2 separate regions of the Homo sapiens genome follow, and region 1 is linked to region 2. Evidence: read pairs that join two places in POLR2A ChIA-PET (ENCODE). Cell type or tissue: GM12878. All regions are shown on one strand. Links, peaks and the distances in the headings refer to the core of each region. The heading gives the core; the rest is flanking DNA.

Region 1 (10,478 bases), core at 2,553-7,552, 70 kb before region 2:
AGTTAACAATATGTGGCCAGGCATGGTGGCTCAAGTCTGTAATCCTTTGGGAGGCCAAGGCAGGTGGATCACAAGGTCAAGAGATCGAGACCATCCTGGCCAACATGGTGAAACCCCATCTCTGCTAAAAATACACAAATTAGCTGGGTGTGGGTGTCTCAAAAACAACAACAACAACAACAAACAATATGTATCATTTCTGTGTTGGGAACATTCAATAGCCTCCTTATAGCTATTTGTTAACAATATGTATCATTTCTGTTGGAAACATCCATATAGTTAACAATATGTATCAATATGTATAGTTAACAATATGTATCAATATGTATAGTTAACAATAACTGTTGATACATTTGTATCATATCATTTCAAATAGCTATAAGGAGGCTATTGAATGTTCCCAACACAGAAATGATACATGTTTGAGATGATGAATATGCTAATAATCCTGATCTGGTCACTATATATTATATGTATCAAAACATCACTAGGTATCCCATGAATATGTACAATTATTGCCAATTGTTTTAAATGGAGGAGAATAATGGCTATCATAAAAAAAAAACAAAAGATAACAAGTGTTGAAGAGGATGTGGAGAAAAGGGAGCCCTTACACACTGTTGGTGGGAATGTAAATTAGTACAGCCATTATGGAAATCAGTATGGAGGCTCTTCCAAAAATTAGAAATAAAATTACCATATGATCTACCAATCCCAATACTGGGTATATATCCAAAGGAAATGAAATCAGTATGTCGAAGAGATATCTGACTCTCATGTTTGTTGCAGCACAATTCACAATAGCCAAGATAAGTAATCAACCTAAGTTTCCACCAACAGATAAATTAATAAAGAAAATGTGGTATCTATACATGATGGAGTACAATTCAGCTATGAAAAGGAATGAAATCCTGTTATCTTATTTGACGTGGATGAACCTGGAGAGCTTATGTTAAGTGAAATAAGCCAGGCACAGAAAGATAAATACCATATGATCTCACTCATATGTGAAATCTAAAAATGTGTTCACATAGAAGTACAGAATACAACAGTGTTTGCCAAAGACTGGGGAAGGGAGGGGCTGGGGAGAGTAAGAATGAGATGAAGCAGGGACTCCTCTTAGGGGCCTGTTGGACACCCCCCCAAGCATGGAAATAAAGGAAAACCTTGAGTTCCTTCAAGGGAAACTCCAGGCACCCAGCTAGCCTTGAGAAGTAAATGAACTGGATAAGCAAGAAGGTAATAGTAGCTTAAAGCAATAGCCAAGAAAGTTCAAGTCACAAAATGATTGATTCCAAATAAAATTTAAAGACAACATCTTAACGTTTGTCACTGAGATGTTTCTCAGAAACCCAGACCCCCACCAGAAGTACAGAAGTTCTTTCTGAACTTCTTCCTGAGGGACCTGGGGGAAGTCAAACCCACAGGCTACATCTAAGATTCTTTTCTGAGGACCCCAAGCTTTAGACAAAGCTTCCCTTCCTTCCTTCCTTCCTTAACCAGTTGCAAATGGAACAATCTTTGAATCTCCCTAAGACCTATAAGTAGCCCCCCCACCTCACCCCTGCCATATGGTTTTGATCTGTGTCTCCAACTAAATCTCATGTCAAATTGTAATCCCAGTGTTGGAGATGGGGCCTGGTGGGAGGTGATTGGTGATTGGATGGTGGGGGCAGATTTCCCTTTTGGTGCTGTTCTTTTTTTTTTTTTTTTTTTTTGAGACGGAGTCTCGCTCTGTCCCCCAGGCTGGAGTGCAATGGCGCGGTCTCGGCTCACTGCAAGCTCCGCCTCCCCGGTTCACGCCATTCTCCTGCCTCAGCCTCCCGAGTAGCTGGGACTACAGGCGCCCGCCACCACGCCCAGCTAATTTTTTGTATTTTTAGTAGAGACGGGGTTTCACCATGTTAGCCAGGATGGTCTCGATCTCCTGACCTCGTGATCCGCCCGCCTCAGCCTCCCAAAGTGCTGGGATTACAGGCGTGAGCCACCGCGCCCGGCCAGATTTCCCTTTTGGTGCTGTTCTTATGATAGTGAGTGAGTTATCATGAGATCTGGTTGTCTAAAAGTGTACAGCACCTCCTCCACCCGCTTCCCCCAGCTCTGGCCATGTGAAGACGTGCTGCCTGCTTCCCCTTTGCCTTTGCCATGATTTTAAGTTTCCTGAGGCCTCCCCAGCCATGCTTCAGCCTGCAGACTGTGAGCCAATTAAACCTCTTTTCTTTATAAATTACCCAGTCCCAGGTACTTCTTTATAGCAGTGCAACAACGGACTAATACACCCGCCTTTAAGATATCCCACCACTTTAGGCCAAAGTATAACCTCCATGCATTGATTTACAATTTTGCCTGTAACGTCTGCTTTCCTGATCTGCACCCCACCATTAAAAACCCTCGCGTGTACGTATGGCGCGGTGGCTCATCCCTGTAATCCCGGCGCTTTGGGAGGCTGAGGCGGGTGGATCACCTGAGGTCAGGAGTTCCAGACCAGCCTGGCCAACATGGCAAAACCCCGTCTCTACTAAAAATACAAAAATTAGCCGGGCGTGGTGGCGCATGCCTGTAATCCCAGCTACTTGGGAGGCTGAGGCAGTAGAATCGCTTGAACCTGGGAGGCAGAGGTTGCAGTGAGCCGAGATGGCACCACTGTACTCCAGACTGGATGACAGAGCAAGACTATGTCTCGAACAAACAAACAAAACCCTTGTTTGTAAGCTTTTGGAGAGGTCAGGCCTTAAGCCTGAGCTGCCTGATTGTCTTTGTTTGGCGCTCTGCAAATAAACGCCCTCCTTTCTCCCACTGCGAAACCTCAGTGTGGATGTTTGGTCTTAGCGCACCCAGCAAACAGACCCCAGTTCGGTTCAGTAACAGGAAGAGAATGGTCAACAAGTAGGAAGTTGTAATTAGGAAGAAAAAGTTGTGGTGTCCTGCACAAAGAGTGACTATAGTTACCGATAATGTATTGCATATTTCAAAATAGCTGGAAGAGAAAATTTTGAATGTTCTCACTACAAAGAAATGATAATGTCTGAGGGGAGAGATATGCTTAATTACTCTGATGTAATCATCACACAGTGTATGCATGTGTATATATAAAACAAAGCATCACATTGTACTAAACAGATATGTACAGTTATATGTAAATTTAAAAGTTTTTAAATAAAAAATAATGGAAATATAAAAGTTATCCACAGTTATATTATTTCTATAGAAACAATTGTTTTTCTTCTTCTTTTTTTTGAGACAGGGTCTCACTCTGTCCCCCAGAATGGAGTGCACTGCCTGGACTTCCCAGGCTCAAATGATCCTCCCACCTCAGTCTCTCAAGTAGCTGGGACCCCAGGAGCCCACCACCACACCTGGCTAATTTTTTTTTTTTTTTCCTAGAGATAGGGTTTCACCATGTTGCCCAGGCTGGTCTTGAACTCCTGAGCTCAAGCAATCCACCCACCTCAGCCTCCTGAAGTGCTGGGATTACAGGTGTGAGCCACCATGCCCAGCCATAACAATTCTTGAACAAGGCACTTAATCTCTCAAAACTTAAAAATTTTTTTAAAAATTAAATTTCTTATTTCTTTAGAGACAATGGTCTTCGTATGTTGCCTAGGCTGCTGTGAAACTCCCGTGATCCTCCCACCTCAGCCTGCCAAAATGCTGGGATTACAGGCATGGGCAACCGCGCCTGGCCAAAACTTCAATTTTTAAAAAATCTGATTCAAGTCATAGAAGAGTTGCTAAAAAATCAAACAAACAAAAATCTATAAAATGTAGGCAATTTTTTTTCCTGAGAATTAAATACATAAAAAGCATTTAGTAAAGTGCCAGGCATACAGTAATAGTTCCCACAAAAGTTTATTAAATTTTATTTATTTAAAAATTTAGACCCCTTTCTACAAAAAATAAAAATAATTAACCAGGCATGAAAGCACATGCCTCTGGTCCTAGCTACTTGGGAGGCTGAAGTGGGAGAATCGCTTGAACTCAGGAGGTTGAAGCTGCAGTGAGCCGTGATCACACCACTGCACTCCAGCCTGGGCAACAGAGCAAGACCCTGTCTCAAAAAAAAAAAAAATTACCGACTAACATCTGCATAAATATTTAAATAACAAATTGAGAATAAAACTTAAGAAAAAAATCAACTAAGTATCAAATAATTACTTTCTTAACTCTTAAACTGCCTAATCTAATGACATTCTAAGGCCAAAGAAAAAACTGATTTTGCTCCCAATTCTTGGTTTCCCATTAAGTGAGGTCTATCTGCAAGTTAAGGTTAAAAGTTCCTCTTGAACTAGAACCTTATAAGTGATTGTGCTTCACCTCAGGTGGTTCCCTTCCAATCAACATTCTGCCCATTTTCCTTCCCTTTGCACTTAAACACTTTTAGCACCATATAGCTTCCTGGCTCCAAATTACACTCTTAAATTGCCATTTAAAAACTGCTCTTCCTTAGAGCCAAGCAAAAGGACAGTATATTACAAAAGCAAAGATCACAGCTATACCCAGCCTAGGTCTACAACCTGATTGTCCGCTTTCAATGCTGAGAAGGTTGTCCTGGCAACCAGCTTTACTAACTTGCTCTATTTCTCTCTCCTAAAGCCTTTGAAGTGAGCCCCTCCTCCTTCCCAGCCTTTGAAGTGGTTCTGAATAGAATACTAAAGATTACCTATTAACTGGCCTAGCAGATTTTGATCACCCCAGAAACACCTGGGGCATTTTCTTGAGCCACAGGCACAGCACAGGCACAGAGTTTCATGTGATTACAGCCCAACCTGCTAGTGTAATTATTAATAACTAATCAACCAACTAATATTTCTTGAATATTTCCCATATCCTGGGCACTTTGATGGGTTCTACAAATATAAGAGTGAAATCCAGTCTCTGACCTCCATAGTTTCAATCTAGTGCCACCTAATCCTCTAACCTGCACTCTCCAGGGTAATAGCCATGGCCATACATGACCATCAAGAATTTCAAATGTGACCGGTCCAAAGTGAAATGTACCATAATGAAAAGTATTCATTGGAGCCAGCTGCAGTGGGATGCGTCTATAGTCCAAGCTACTGGGGAGGCTGAGGAAGGAGGATTGATTGATGCCAGGAGTTGGAGATCAGCCTGGGCAACATAGTGAACCCCATATCTACAAAAAACTTAATAAAAAAAAAACTTAGCAGGGCATGGTGGTGCATAGCTGTAGTTCCAGCTACTCAGGGGGTTAAGGCAGGAAGGTTATTTGAGTCTAGGAGTTTAAGGCTGCAGTGAGCTATGATCATGCCACTGCATTCCAGCCTGGGTAGGAGTGAGACCCTATCAGCGGGGTGTGGTGACTTACACCTGTAATCCCAGTACTTTGAGAGGCCAAGGTGGGTGGATCACTTGAGATCAGGAGTTCGAGACCAGCCTGGCCAACATGGAGACACCCTGTCTCTACTAAAAATACAGAAATTAGCCAGGCGTAGTGGCAGGTGCCTGTAATCCCAGCTACTCAGGAGGCTGAGGCAGGAGAATCACTTGAACCCAGGGCACGGAGGTTGCAGCGAACCAAGATTGTGCCACTGCACTCCAGCCTGGGTGACAGAGTGAGACTCCATCTAAAAAAAAAAAAAAAATGAAAAAGAAAAAAAGAAAAGAAAAGAAAGAAAGAAAAAGTTAATCCACAGATTGGGAGAATATATTTGTAAATCACATATCTGATAAGGACCTCATATACAGACTATATAAAAGAAATTTTATGATTTGATAATAAAAAGACAATCAAATTTAAAAATGGGCAAAGGATCTAAAAGACATTTTTCTAAAGAAATGGCCAATAAGCACATGAAAAGATATTCAACATCATTAGCCATCAGGAAAATGCAAATGAAAACAATAACAAGATGCTACTTCACAACCACTAGGAAAGATGGCCTATAATAAAAAAGACAAATAGTAACAAGCATTGGAGAGGATATAAGAAACTGGAACCCTAATACATTGCTGGTGGGGTGTGTTTTGGAAAATAGTCCGTCAATTCCTCAAAACCATAAACATAAACTTACCATAGGACCACACAATTTTACTGATAAGTAGAGACCCAAGAGAACTAAGAGTGTATATCCACACAAAACTTGTATACAAATGTTTATGCAGCAATATGAATGATAGCAGAAAATGAAACAAACTAAATGTGCATTAGCTGATGAACAGATACGTAAAATGTGGTCTATCCATATAATAAAAAAATTATTTGACAATAAAAATAAATTAAATACTACTGATATGTTTTACATTGAAGCTTGAAAACATCAAATGCTAAGTAAAAGAAGCCAATCACATAAGATTACGTATTGCAAGATTCCATTTATATGAAATGTCTAGAGTAGGCATATCTATAGGGACAAAAAATAGATTTGTGACAGTCTAGGGTTGGTGGGACTAGAGACAAATGGAATGGCTGTGGAAGGATGTGGGGGGTTTCTTTTGGGTTTGATAAAAAGGTTCTAAACTTAGATTGTAGTGTTGGTTGCACAACTCTGTAAATACACTAAAAATTTTGAATTGTTTATTTTAAATGGGTAAATTGTATGGTATGTCAATTTCATCTGAATAAAGTTGTTAAAATGTAATCAAGGTATTTCTAATAAAGAGTGAAAGCCAACTGCCACTGTTCTCAGCAATCATCTACAACACTGTCTTTGTCCATTTGTGCTGCAATAACAAAATACCTGTGGCTGGGTAATTTAGAAAGAACATAAATTTATTCCTTACAGTTTCAGAGGCTGAGAAGTCCAAGATCAGGGCACTGACAGGTTTGGTGTCTGGTGATGGCTCTGTCTCTGTTTCCAAGATGACAGCTTAAATGCTGTGTCCTCATATGGCAGAAAGGAGGGTGAGGCAAAGGCCTATGTTGTTCCCTCCAGTCCTTTTAAAGGTTGTTAATCCCACTTATGAGGGCTCAAGAACAGACTGGGCAACATAGTGAAACCCCATCTCTACAAAAATTAAAAAAAAAAAAAATTAGCCAGGCATGTTGGCATGTGTCTCTAGTCCTAACTACTCAGGAGGCTGAGGTGGGAGGATTGTTTGAACCCAGGAGTCCAAGGCTGCAGTGAGCTATGATCATGCCACTGCACTCCAGCCTGGATGACTTATTCCCCAGGACTTAGTCACCTCCAAAAGGCATTATCTCTCAATGCTATCGCAGTGGAAATTAAGTTTCAATATGTGAATTTTTTTTTTTTTTTTGAGACAGGGTCTCACTCTCTTGATGAGGTTAGAGTACAATGGCAAGATTATAGCTCATTGCAGCCTCCAACTCCTGAGCTCAAGTGATCCTCCTGCTTCAGCCTCTCAAGTAGCTGATACAGGCACATGAAACCACACCTGGCTAATTTTTTTAAATTTTTTTGTAGAGATGGGGTCTCTCTGTGTTGCCTAGGCTGCTCTCGAATGCTTGGCTTCAAGCGATCCTCCTGCCTTAGCCTCCCAAAGTGCTGGGATTACAGGTGTGAGCCACTGCTCCCAGCCCACATGAATTTTGCAGGACACATTCAAACCATAGCAAACAGGGACTTGGCAAATTGACAAATTTTATGCATTTTTCAATATCAAAAATCACAAACCAGATGGAGCTTTAGGAGCCTTCTCCATTCCATGCTTCACTACATACTAATCAGACTTGGCATTCAAGATATATTGTTGTGCCATTCCAGCTACATGTTCTTAAATATGCTAAGAAATAAAAAATGATTAGAAAGTAATATGGAAAAATGTTCACAGTCATAGTCTCTCTGGATGGTGGGACTTTTATCCTGAACTTTCCTAACTTTGAACAGCATGTATTAGTTTATAATCAGTAAAAAAACATTATCTTTAAAATAAAAAGGTATTTTCCTATCTTACTGGGGAGCAGTGTGGTAGTAGTGATTAATCAATATTCATAATGTATTATCCCTTGGGTCCTGGGGGCCTAAAACAAGTAAATATGATGTAATGAATATTTTTAAATCTTCAATAAAGTTATTATAAAATTTCAAAATTTTATAATAGGAGATAGCAGAATTTGTCATCACTTTCTGAGGAATGGTGTTAGGTATCTGTGAAGTCCACAGAGCAATCTTTTTTTCTCTTTCAGACAGCGTCTCACTGTCACCAAGGCTGGAGTGCAGTGGCATGATCATAGCTCACTGCAGCCTTGGAATCCTGGCTTCAAGTGATCCTCCCATCTCAGCCTCCTGAGTAGCTAGGACTACAGGCACATACCACCATGCCTAGCTAATTTTTTAAAAGTTTTCTGTGGAGACAGGGTTTCACTATGTTGCCCAGGCTGCTCTAGGGCTCTTGGCCTAAAGCAGTCTTCCTGCCTCAGCCTCCCAAAGCGCTGGGATTATAGGCATGGGCCATCACACCCAAACCACAGAGCAATCTTCTTTCTCAACATTGCTATCACAACTATTGAACATGGCCATCAGGGTAGGCTATATTGGGCTGAAGCAATGCAGAATATGCCATGTGCCACTCTGGCTTAAGGATTGTTTTGTGCTAAAGGCAATTGAGAATCAACAAATTCAGGAAGAGTTTTGTTCTCGCCATCTGCCTAAAAGCAGGCCGTAAATTTTTCTTTAATGAAAGTGTCACAGACATACACACACACGCATACACACACACACATTCCCCCTAACCTCTCCACCAGACCAGGGAGAGAAGAGCCACTCATCCTCAAGACGGGAAGTTGATGCCAAGATGAGTTTGCATAAACAGGTCTTACTCAAGCAGCCCTTATCTTCCATTAGTTCCCCCAGATGTTTCCTAGCCTTTTCCCCACAAATGATCATCCTTTAAGTCCAAACCCTCTTTCCATTGTTAAAAGGGTATATGAATCCCTGAGTCTAATCTCTTCTTTGAGTTTCACTTCTTTCCTCTGAACTCGTGTACACATAAATACTAATGCGGATTGGGTACTTTCTCCTGTTAATCTGTCTTTTGTCAGTTTAACTCACATACCTCCAGTTACAGAAATTAAGAAGACAGAGGCAAAGCTTTTTTCTCCCTGACATTTCTTGATTTTTAAAAATTATTAAATAATCTTCTTTACATAAAAATATTTTAAGAACTAAAAATTTATTAATATTGTTTTTATTGCTTTTATTTGTCAAGTATTGTGTAAAATTTATTAGGTTTTTATGTATTCCTTTTCTCCCTCAACTAGAATCCAAGCTTGAGGGAAAGACTATGTCCTAATGTAATGAGTGTTCAAATTCCCCTAAAATAGACCTTTTGAGGGAAAGGGAAAAATAAAATAAAATAAAATAAAATAGTCCTTTACATAGTGAAGGTAATCAGTAAGCAGTTATTAGATCTGTCTGTTATAAAACATTTTTTAGCAACAAAAAAGCATGCATTGTTGGTTGCTTTACATAAATGTCTCCAGCAACTACTTTGTGCTTAGCTACTAATCCACATATTTATAGCTCATTTTATTCTATGCCATATCGCCATGTTTACAAATCATCCTTTGGTTTTTATAGCCTATTTTATAGTTGCCTTTAAAATTTTGGTCTTTTGTAAAAGTCATCCTATATTCTAAAAACAAAAATGACTTATGTTTGAGTAACAAATGTGTTTTAATTTATGAAAAGTCTTTCTTGCATCTTATATTTCCATATCATATTTACTGAAGCTTGCATTTGAGTAGATTCTTATGATTTCTTTCTTTAGCAGAATTTTGCAGCTATTAAAATTAAAAAGCAAACTTTCAGTTTGAAATTAAACATTGATCTTACGGAATGTATTTAATAGTAATCAAATATCTGTAAGCAAATGTTCCTCATAATTAAAGTATGCCGTTCTAAATCTTATCTGTTCTTGGGCAATCTCACCACATATGAAAAAGATTACCTTTCATTCTGTCTTCACACTCCTTGATATTTGGATGAGTCAAAGGGTACATACATGTGAAGCAGTCCTACATTCTCTATCACTAGACTGAGTTGAAAGACTCTTTCGTGTTTCATGTAAATATCAGAACCAAATAAGATGGAATTTTTTAATCACCTCCTTCGTCGTTTCTTTCCTTACTTTCCTTCCTTTCCCCACCCCCACCAGTCTATCCCCAGTCATCTCTTCTTTCAAACTATCTCCAGATTAACAGTCAATCATATAACGTTCCTGCATACAAGGTTTTAATGGTTCATCCATTGCCTGAATAAAGCCTAATGTCAATACTAAAAGGAGACACATGGTGAAGGATATTGACTATTGTCTGGCTTGTCAAGGTGACATTTGCCTTGTTGAAGTCATCATTTTTGTGGTACGTCTTCATTTGAATTATGTTTGTCAATTTGCTAAGAGCACCGGTTCTCACTAAAGTAACGGAAGACTGACATGTAAACAACAATACTGCTATGGTCTCAATATTTGTGTCTCCCAAAATTCATGTGTTGAAACCTAACCCTCAAGGTGATGTTATTAAGAGGAAGGGCCTTTTAGGAGTGATTAAGTCAGGA
Region 2 (10,478 bases), core at 27-5,026:
TTTTTTTTTTTTTTTTTTTTTTGAGACGGAGTCTCGCTCTGTCGCCCGGGCTGGAGTGCAGTGGTGCGATCTCGGCTCACTGCTAGCTCTGCCTCCCGGGTTCAGGCCATTCTCCTGCCTCAGCCTCCTGAGTAGCTGGGACTACAGGAACATGCCACCACGCCCGGCTAATTTTTTTATATTTTTTAGTAGAGACGGGGTTTCACCGTGTTAGCCAGGATGGTCTCGATCTCCTGACCTTGTGATCCGCCTGCCTTGGCCCCCAGAAGTGCTGGGATTACAGGTGTGAGCCACCGCAGCCAGCCAAATTTAGACATTGCTTAACTAAATAACGGGTTCATTTGATCAAACCAGTTCTTCATTTTCCTACTGAATTTGTGAGTACAGGCATCACAAGTCAAGTAATATCTATTACACAAAGGTTAAATAGGTAGTTGGGATGGAGAACTGTGTGAGCCTTGGGGTAAAATGGTAGGAAATGATGGGGAGTACAAGCAGGGGGGCAGACTCTTCTTAGCTATAGCAATTTGTCATGTGAGTGCAGGGCAAGTATTGAAGGATCTTTTATTTATTTAATGCAAATTCTGAATCTGGATTTTTGAACAAAATTTTTCTAGTATTAGATATTGTCAACTAATTAAAAATGTGTGAATATTTATACACATAAATATATATACACACACACAATTAATTTATGGGCCCATGCTATAGGCCAAACAATAGGTTTGTTGAGGCCAAATATGTTATATTTCATACACTTTTTAGATTTCAAAAACTGGAGATTTTCAAACTTTAACACCACTAAACTTTAACACCTAAAAAAAATTTAGATTTTTAGGCCCCTCCCTCCTGAAAATCTGATTCTACCTAATCTGGCGTAGTTGCAGAATGCTAGGGTATAATACAGTTACACTCTAGAATTGTTTCTTTAATGCAAGCAGTATTCTAAAACTGTTTCAGATCTAGTTTCCCTTTCTATAAAATACTTTTCATGCTCTCTTTGTCATCCTAAATGAATTTCATGGGGAAAAAAAATCCTAACACATTTTTCTTACAAAAGTAAACATAATGTTTGAACTGTTTTAAAGGAGAAATAAAATGAAGCAAATAACAGCAGAAAAGTATAATTTATAAATGCTCAGATACAATTACACTGGCCACCAAGCTCCCATTGAGAACATTTGTTTTAAAACTTCGGTTTAACTGTCCTTTTTTCTCAGGCTACATGTTGGAAGGAATGAGGGTGAATGACCACAAGTTAAAATTGGATGACTCCTTCAGTCTTGACTGTCATTTTCTTAGTATGCAGTTATATCTAGGAGAGAGGCAAAACTTTAGGAAATGGATTTTCTTTTACGTATGTTAAGAAAACAAACTGATCTTAGAGAAATGTTATAATATTGTGTAGTATTTTGTGTTGTTAACGTACTGTTCAGCTAATGAGTAGCAAACTGGGAGTTTGAGAGCAGTTTTTTCCTCTCTACCTAAAAGACAATATTGAAGAGCTATTTTTAACAAATACTGAGAACATACTTTTGAAAGGTATTATTTGTCTAGAGAGGGTTAAAATATAAGACTAAATCCCTTTTCCAAGATTTCTTTACTAACTGGCAGTATACAAGATACGTAACTATTCTGGGACTGATTTCTTGGCAAAAAGTATAAATCATCTCATGAGTGCAATCTTTAATGGCAAAGGATTAATATTTAAGAATGATCTGTGTTACCTGTCAGTCCTATATATATAAAAATATACATATTTTTATTCACCTGTTAGTAGGTATCAGTATTTTTTAGTTTGGAGCTATTATGAATAAAACTTAAAGGTATTTGTAGAAAAGTCTTGGTGTGGATACATTGTCATTTCCCTGAGGAAATAACTTAGAATTGGAATTTCTTGTTTTTATGATAAATGTATGTTTACACTGCTTGTACTACTTTATAGACCCTCCAGCAGTTCTCTCCAAAGTTTGTTCACACTCTCCCCAGTTTTGGGTATTGTCTTTAAAAGTTTTTTTTGTTTTTGTTTTTGAGACGGAGTCTCACTCTGTCGCCCAGGCTGGAGTGCAGTGGTGCCATCTTGGCTCACTGCAACCTCCACCTCCAGGGTTCAGGCGATTCTCCTGCCTCAGCCTCCCAAGCAGCTGGGATTACACTACACCTGGCTAATTTTTTTGTATTTTTAGTAGAGACAGGGTTTCACCATGTTGGCCAGGCTGGTCTTGAACTCTTGACCTCAGGTGATCCACCCGCCTCGGCCTCCCGAAGTGCTGGGATTACAGGCGTGAGCCACTGTGCCTGGCCTGTCAGTCTGTTAAATTTTAACCATTCTAGTAGGTGAGAAAAGCTATCTCATGGTTTTGGTTTTCATTTCTCTGATGAATAATGATGAGCATCTTTTCTTGTGCTTAGTAGTCATTCTTTTTTGGTGAGATTTTGGTTTGTCTTTTGCAAATTTCAAAACTTAAGTTGCTTTTTTTTTTTTTTTTTTGGAGACAGCATCTCACTGTGTTGCCCATACTGGAGTGCAGTGGCGCCATCTCAGCCCACTGCAACCTCCGCCATGTTGCTCAGGCTGGTCTCTCAACTCCTGAGCTCAAGTGATCACCCATCTCGTCTCCCAAAGTGCTGGGATTATGGGCGTGAGCCACCACGCCTGGCTGGGAGTTTGCCTTTTTATTGAAACGTAAAGTTCTTTATATATATTCTATATCTAGGTCCTTTGTCAGATACATGTATTGCAGGTATTGACTCTGGCTTGCATGCTCATTTTCTTGGTGTCTTTTGAAGAGCTAAAGGTTTAAATTTTGATTAAGTCTGGTTTATCAATTTATTTTATGGTTAATGACTTTTGTGTCCTATCTAACAATTTTTTGCCTACCCCAAGTTTACTAAGATTTTCTCCACTTTTTAACCCAGCATTTTTATAGTTTTAGCTTTAAAATATAAACCTGTAATCCATTTTGTGAGTTATTTTTTGTGTGAGGTTGAGGTTCATTTTTTTAAAAACTGTATGTTAAAACACCATTTATTAAAGACAGTACTTTTTCATTATATTATTTTGGCATTTTTATACAAAAATCAGCCATCTGTGTGTGGTCTGTTCTTTATTGATTTGTCCATTCAGCTAATACATAATGTTTTTTGATTACAGTACTCTTCTCAGCAAATTTTGAAATTTGACAGTTTGTTCTTTTTCAAAATTCTTATGATTCTTTGAAGTCATTTGCATTTCTTTACATTTTAGAATCAGCTTTTCAGTTTCTACACAAAAGTCTGTCATGGTTTTGATTGGAATTACATTGAATCTAGATATCAATTTGGGTAAGGGGGAATGTGTTTTGTTTTGTTTTGTTTTGTTTTGTTTTTTTGAGATGAGTCTTGCTCTGTTACCAGGCTGGAGTGCAGTAATGTGATCTCTGCTCACTGCAACCTCCGCCTCCCAGGTTCAAGTGATTCTCCTGCCTCAGCCTCCTGAGTAGCTGGGACTATAGGCATGCGCCACTACGCCCAGCTGATTTTTGTATTTTTTAGTAGAGACGGGGTTTCACCATGTTGGCCAGGATGGTCTCGATCTCTTGACCTGGTGATCTGCCCGCCTCGGCCTCCCAAAGTGCTGATATTGACAGGCGTGAGCCACTGCACCCAGCCATAATGTTCTTAACAATATTGGTTCTTCCAATCTGTGAATATGTGTTATCTCTTAAATTCTCGGCACTGTCTTGTGGTTTTCATTGTAGCATTCTTGTACAATTTTTGTTTACATAGTATAAATATTAAACATTTTATAATGTTAAATGATATCGTATATGATATTTTTAAAATTTTCATTTCAAACTGTTGGTAGTATATTGAAATACGATTATTGGTTTCATCCCATTATCTTGCTAAATTCGATTATTAAGTATCTTTTTTTTTTGTTTCAAGGACTCCTTAGGATTTTCTATGTAGTCTACAGGGAGATAGCTTTACTTCTTGCTTTCTATTCTTAATAATTTATGTCTTCTTATTGCACCAGCAAGGACTCCAATACAATATTGACTAGAAGTTGAATTTCAGTATTAAATGAGAAAGGATTTCCTTACCTTATTCCTCATCTTAGGAGGAAAACACTCAATTTTTCACCATTAATATGTTAGCTGTTTTCTATAGATGCCCATTATCAAAATGAAGAAGTTCCCTTCTATTTTTAATATGCTGAGAATTTTTATTATGAATGGGTGATGAATTTTGCCATGTACTTTTCCTGTGTCTATTGAAATGGTCATGCAATTTGTCTCCTTTTTTTGTTAATGTATGAATTACGTTGATTTTTAGATGTTAAATCAATCTTGCATTCTTGAGATATACCTCACTTGGTTTTGCTACAGGTATTTTGAAGCTTTTATGAATTGCCTGCCCTTTTTTAAGGTGAAATGTTCTTTGCTTCCTATAATGCTATGTTATGGTCTACTTTGCCTGATATTAATGCCATTGTTTTTTTAATCTATGTGTTTGAATGGTATATTTTTCCCATGCTTTTACTTCTAGCTTTTTAAAGTATCTCGTAGATAGCGTATAGTTGTCTTACTTTTTTATCCCAGCTTTTAATTTTTGCTTTTGTTTAATCCATTTATATTTTATGTAATTGTTGGTATGGCAAGGTTTAAGACTGACATCTTTTTATTTGTTTTCTCTTTGTTCCTGCTTGGCCTCCAGTATCTTTGCTTCTCTCTCAATCCCTTAGCAGCTGCTCTCTGGTAAACTTCCCATGGACTTGCTCTGCACATGCGTAGTAGCCTTCAGCCAAGGACTTGGCAAAACCCTTACATAGACTACTGGCACCCTTTCTCTGTTCAGCTCCCTTCTCCCAAGTGCTTTGCCCTATATATTCCATCTGGTTCACAATCCCCGAATCTCTCTGGCTCCTTTGCTATGTTCTGCATTGGCTGTAGCTCCATGAACCATGATCACAAAATAGTCCTCAGTTAGGGAATCAAGATTTAGGGGGCTTATTCACCTGAGCTTTTCTTTCCTCATGGATCACAGTACTGCATTGCCTTTTGTCCATTGTCTGAAAAGTTGCCTAAGGTATCTGTCCTGGTAATATACAGTAATTAATGACAGGAAAGCTTGTCTCAGTACTAGTTACTCTATTCCTGGTGGAAAACTGATGTCAGAAGAATGCTTTTTAATTTCATTGTACCTTTTTAAATATACCCAAATGTGGGTAATTTGTAAACTTTCATTTTTAGGTCTCTAGATTTCTCTGTTTAATTTTTCTTCAAGAAGTTAAACTATCAACTAGATGCACAAGTTTTTCAAATTTCTTTCTGCAATGTAACCTTGACCCCTTTCTCAATTTTTTTTTTTTTTTTTGAGACAGTGTCTCGTGCAGTGGCCATCTTGGCTCACTGCAACCTCCACCTCCCCGGTTCAAACAATTCTCCTGCGTCAGCCTCCCAAGTAGCTGAGATTACAGGCACACACCACCACACCTTGCTAATTTTTTTGTATTTTTAGTACAGACGGGATTTTACCCTGTTGGCCTTGAACTGCTGACCTCAGGTAATCCACCTGCCTCAGCCTCCCAAAGTGCTGGGATTACAGGTGTGAGCTGCCGAGCCCTTTCTTAATTTTACTCCAGCATTTTGAATACACACTTAGACCAGTAGTCTCCAAAATGGCATGACTAAGTGCCATTATATTTTATTCTGTAATGTGGTGTGGCACACCACATATGCAATAAAATATCCATTCAGGTGAGGGAAGACATTAGAACTTCTTTTCAGAAATTGAGCTTTAAAGTACTTGATATATAGTTTGTCACAGTCACATGAATAAGCATGTCAAATGGCTACATTTCACATATGCTGTATGGAGTATCCTGAGAGAAGGGATTAAGGCTGCCTCAAGCCCAAATGGTATTTGTGTGAGTTAGAAATTAAGAGTCCTCTTGACATACAGGACCAAAGGATGTGTGCCTTAGGAAGTGGAATGTGGACCCCCATTTGCCTGTAAGTCTACATTTCCCCTCCAGTCAGGCAGTTCCTTGTACTGTATAACCTATCTTAACTGTACACAGCTGCCCTAGAGGTCATGGGATTTCGATACTGCAGACTCTGTTGTTTGTTTTTGCCTCCTACAAGTATAATTTTTTTTTTTTTTTTTTTTTTTTTTGAGATGGAGTCTCTCTCTGTCACCAGGCTGGAGTGCAGTGGTGTGATCTTGGCTCACTGCAACCTCTGCCTCCTGGGTTCAGGCGATCCTCCTGCCTCAGCCTCCCAAGTAGCTGGGAGCATAGGCGTGTGCCACCACACCCAGCTAGTTTTTGTGTTTTTAGTAGAGACAGGGTTTCACTATGTTGGTCAGGATGGTCTCAATCTCTTGATCTGCCCACCTCGGCCTCCCAAAGTGCTGGGATTACAGATGCGAGCCATCGCGCCCAGTCTTTGTAACATAATTTTATATGTACTTGTAAAAATAGGTTTATGGGTTTTAATATCTGTTTTTAACTAAATGTCTGTCAAAAAATAGAAGATTATGGTAGGCCATTACCAGGCCTCTGGCATAAAACCCTTAATCTCATTTCCTAGGGAAGTCCCATATGGAGGCTGCTCACAAAAGCCCCTTAATTTCAGCAGTTTGGGAAGTCCCTAAGTTGTAGGATATAGGGTACATGTATAATAACCTTAAAAAGTGATCGCTTGTTTCAATTAACGACAGAGACAGTTCCATTTAAGTCTGTAACTTCACCAGTGTTGTATAGATGGATGTATACCTGTCATTCTTGGGACCTGAATATGCAATTAGCTGACAAGGGGATTAGCTGGCAAGGAGATCCCTGTCCTATAGAAAGCTGTAGCTGTTACTGTCTCAATTTTGTGTTTCATGTTATCAGTGTGTGGAGTTGATGGAGCTTTAATTTTTCACCAGCTTTAAATTATTTGAATCTTAGAAGTCTTATTTTCAGTTATGATAAAGATAGTACTCCTTTGCAGGTAGAATAACATTAAAGTGGCAGAGCTGGCACTTTATAGGCTCTTATCAGTTTTATTGTGAGGTTAACAACTGATTATCTAACCAGATCTAACAAGAAGTGGGCCTAAAAGTTCAAAATTAACAAGATTACTCTTTGAAATTGACTGACATCCTCCATTACAAATGATGGACCATGCATTAAGTGTATACTGCATCTGAAAGCATTAGTTGACAATAGTGTGAAGCTATCTTGATTAGCAAAACATTTAAAAATATTTATTTCATCTTGATTTTATTCCTTATATGTTTTACGCTAATATGATTTATTATGTATAGGATGTACTAGCACTGTAGTATATGTACAGTACATGTTCAAATATTTGTGTCTAAAATAAACATAACTATTATCTGAATTGCCTCAATATTTTTGCTTTTCATCTAGTCTTTCAAAACCTTTTTCAAATGCCATATCCTCTTTGACATTATGAAACCACCTTATTTCTCAAAGGACTTTCTTCTGATTTTTTTTCTAATATAAATAATCTATAGGTTCTCATCTCATAGTATAATAAATTTATTTTTATTTTATTTATTTATTTATTTATTTTGAGACAGAGTCTCACTCTGTCATCCAGGCTGGAGTGCAGTGGTGCAATCTTGGCTCACTGCAACCTCTGTCTCCTGGGTTCAAGTGATTCTCATGCCTCAGCCTCCCCAACAGCTGGGATTACAGGTGCGCGCCACCACAGTTGGCTAATTTTTGTATTTTTAGTAGAGATGGGGTTTCGCCATGTTGGCCAGGCTGGTTTCAAACTCCTCACCTCAGGTGATCCGCCTGCCTCAGCCTCTCAAAGTGCTGGGATTACAGGCATGAGCCACCGCACCCGGCCTGGTATAATACATTTAAAAGAAAAATGTCTTCTATAGGAATTAGGAATCCTGACTACCAGAAGATCTTTATTTTATTTTGATTATAGGTGAAGAGTCTCCCTTATATCTCTTACCAAAGGCAGCAGTGTTTTACAGGGTCATGCTCCTCCTGCAAGGTCAAGTAAGAGAAGACTAAAAAAAGAAAAAAAACCAACCATGGAAAAGCATATAGGTGGAGAGATAGATAGTGAAAGCCAGATTGGGGTAGGTTAAACAATGAGAGGGAGATGAAAAGACATAGTTGGAAAGTTTAGACAACTCTGAAGTGGGGAGGAATGGGATAAGGTAATACTTAAGGGGAGAAAAAAAATAAAAAGTTGAGGAAGGTTTCTCACTTTCTTTTTATATAAATCAGGCTTAAAAACATTTAAATGGACATGGAAAGGATCCACGAGAACTACTGAATTTATAAAAAAAAAAAAAGATTTGGTGAGGCTTCTGAGAAAGCAGAAAGGCATTGATCTGAGGCATGGGTAGAGATTGGTGACTTTGGATAGGAGACACACTTTCTCTTGTGAATAGGAGAGAAGGTAAGAATAGGTGCTAAATACAGGTGTGTGTGTCCTCAAAATGGGTGGAATTTCTGTATTCTGAGCCCCCCACTGATTTCTCCCTTAAATAGAAAGTGAGGTCGTCTGCTGAGAATGAGAGGGTAACAGGAGTGGAACAAGGTTGAGAAGGGAGTTTTGAAGTTGACCAATAAAATGTAGTGTTAGTGCAGGTTGTGTTGAGGCTTGTTTGGTGCTAAAGACCATGAATTAACAACGATACCTATCTGTCTTCTTATAGTGCTATCTAGTGCCTTTTTGAAGCAGGGTATTTTAGGGCAGTGCTACTCAAGGCATGAGCTGCGAACTATTAGGGTCTGAAACAAGATAAGGACATTGCCACAGAATGTTGACCAGTGTACTGCTTCCTTCATCCAGCTGAACTAAATGTCAGCTGAACTAAATGATCTTGGTTGGTTTACATTCTGACACAAGCTCTTAAAAAAATTTTTTTTTTAAATAGAAACAGGGTCTCACTTTGTTAGTCAGGTTGAACTCCTGGACTCAAGCAGTTCTCCTGCCTTGGCCTCCCATTCAATCCCTTACGATGGTTAATAATTCCTTATGTTGGCTGGGTGCGTTGGCTCATGCCTGTAATCCCAACACTTTGGGAGGCTGAGGCAGGCGGGTTACCTGAGGTCAGGAGTTCGAGACCAGTCTGGCCAACATGGTGAAACCCTGTCTCTACTAAAATTACAAAAATTAACCAGGCGTGGTGGCATGTGCCTGTAGTTCCAGCTACTCGGGAGGCTGAGGCAGGAGAATTGCTTGAACCCAGGAGGCGGAGGCTGCAGTTAGCCTAGATCATGCCACTGCACTCCAGCCTGGGTGACAGAACGAGACTCTGTCTCAAAAAAATGATAATAATAATTCCTTAAGTTAAACTTCATTTCAAATTAATGTGTGGTTTCTCTCTACTTACTGTATGCAGACTGATGCATCATTTTGGGCAACAGTGATTTGTCTTTTTCAATGCCTTACATTAAGAAACACATGATTGTCTTTCTGTCCCGTTGTTAGTGTTGGCCTTGATCACTTGTTTAAGGTGGTGACTGCCAGATTTCTCCACTCTAAAGCTATCTCCTCCTCTCCTTTTGTAATTAACAAATAACCTTTTAGGAGATACTTTGGAGTCTGTGTGAATATTCTGTTCCAAAAAAACTTAGATTGGCATCCACTGATTTCTTGCCTTTATCAGCTATTACTGTGATAGTACAAAATGGTTTTTCTATCACTGTATGCTTACTAGTTGATAGTCTGCTGTATGGATAACCATTTTCTTTTCCATTTATCTATCATGGACTTATGAAATATTTTAGTCAGTATGTTATAGCCATTCCTTTCTTTACTTCTTTTGACAATCAAATTGCCCAAATTTGGACAATAGAAACCTCTTAAAGTTGACAGTCATGGCTCACTACAGCCTTAACCTTCCAGGCCTGAGCCATCCTCCCACCTCAGCCTCCCAAGTAGCTGGCACCACAGGAATCTACCACCATACCTGGCTAATTTTTATTTTTATTGTAGAGACGGGATCTCCCTACATTGCTCAGTCTGGTCTTGGACTTCTGAGCTCAAGTGATCCTCCTGCCTTGGCCTCCCAAAGTGCTAGGATTACAGGCATGAGCCATGGCACCCAGTTGAGCACTTTTTTATTTCCTGGCAAAATAAGAATTTCTAGATTTATCTTGTACTTTTTCTTTTTTTTTTTTTTTGAGACGGAGTCTTGCTGTATCACCCAGGCTGGAGTGCAGTGGCGCTATCTCAGCTCACTGCAAACTCTGCCTCCCGGGTTCACGCCATTCTCCTGCCTCAGCCTCCCAAGTAGCTGGGACTACAGGCGTCCGCTACTGCGCCCAGCTAATTTTTTGTATTTTTAGTAGAGACGGGGTTTCACCATGTTAGCCAGGATGGTCTCTATCTCCTGACCTCGTGATCTACCCGCCTCAGCCTCCCAAAGTGCTGGGATTACAGGTGTGAGCCACCGCGCCCGGCCTATCTTGTACTTTTTCTATGCCAGCTCTCCAAGGAGCCCCAATT

Evidence for each region. Peaks named below come from ENCODE experiments on the same cell type or tissue, not always from the same donor. Only the 100,000 strongest peaks of a DNase experiment are listed, where the experiment ranks them.
Region 1: POLR2A ChIA-PET joins it to region 2 with 6 read pairs; 7 of 35 experiments call an interaction of 5 or more read pairs at or near these places.

The regions. Positions count from the first base shown.
Region 1 is chr7:138,391,963-138,402,440 of GRCh38, forward strand. No RefSeq gene overlaps it. Among named protein-coding and RNA genes, the nearest start is that of TRIM24, 63 kb to the right of the region's middle. RefSeq lists an enhancer at 4,105-4,959. In GM12878, for the core only: no CTCF peak of the experiment used is centred there; a DNase peak (open chromatin) is centred at 4,589.
Region 2 is chr7:138,463,991-138,474,468 of GRCh38, forward strand. All of the region lies in intron 1 of TRIM24 (tripartite motif containing 24), which reads left to right. Among named protein-coding and RNA genes, the nearest start is that of TRIM24, 9.0 kb to the left of the region's middle. In GM12878, for the core only: no CTCF peak of the experiment used is centred there; a DNase peak (open chromatin) is centred at 2,403; H3K4me3 peaks cover 1,695 bases.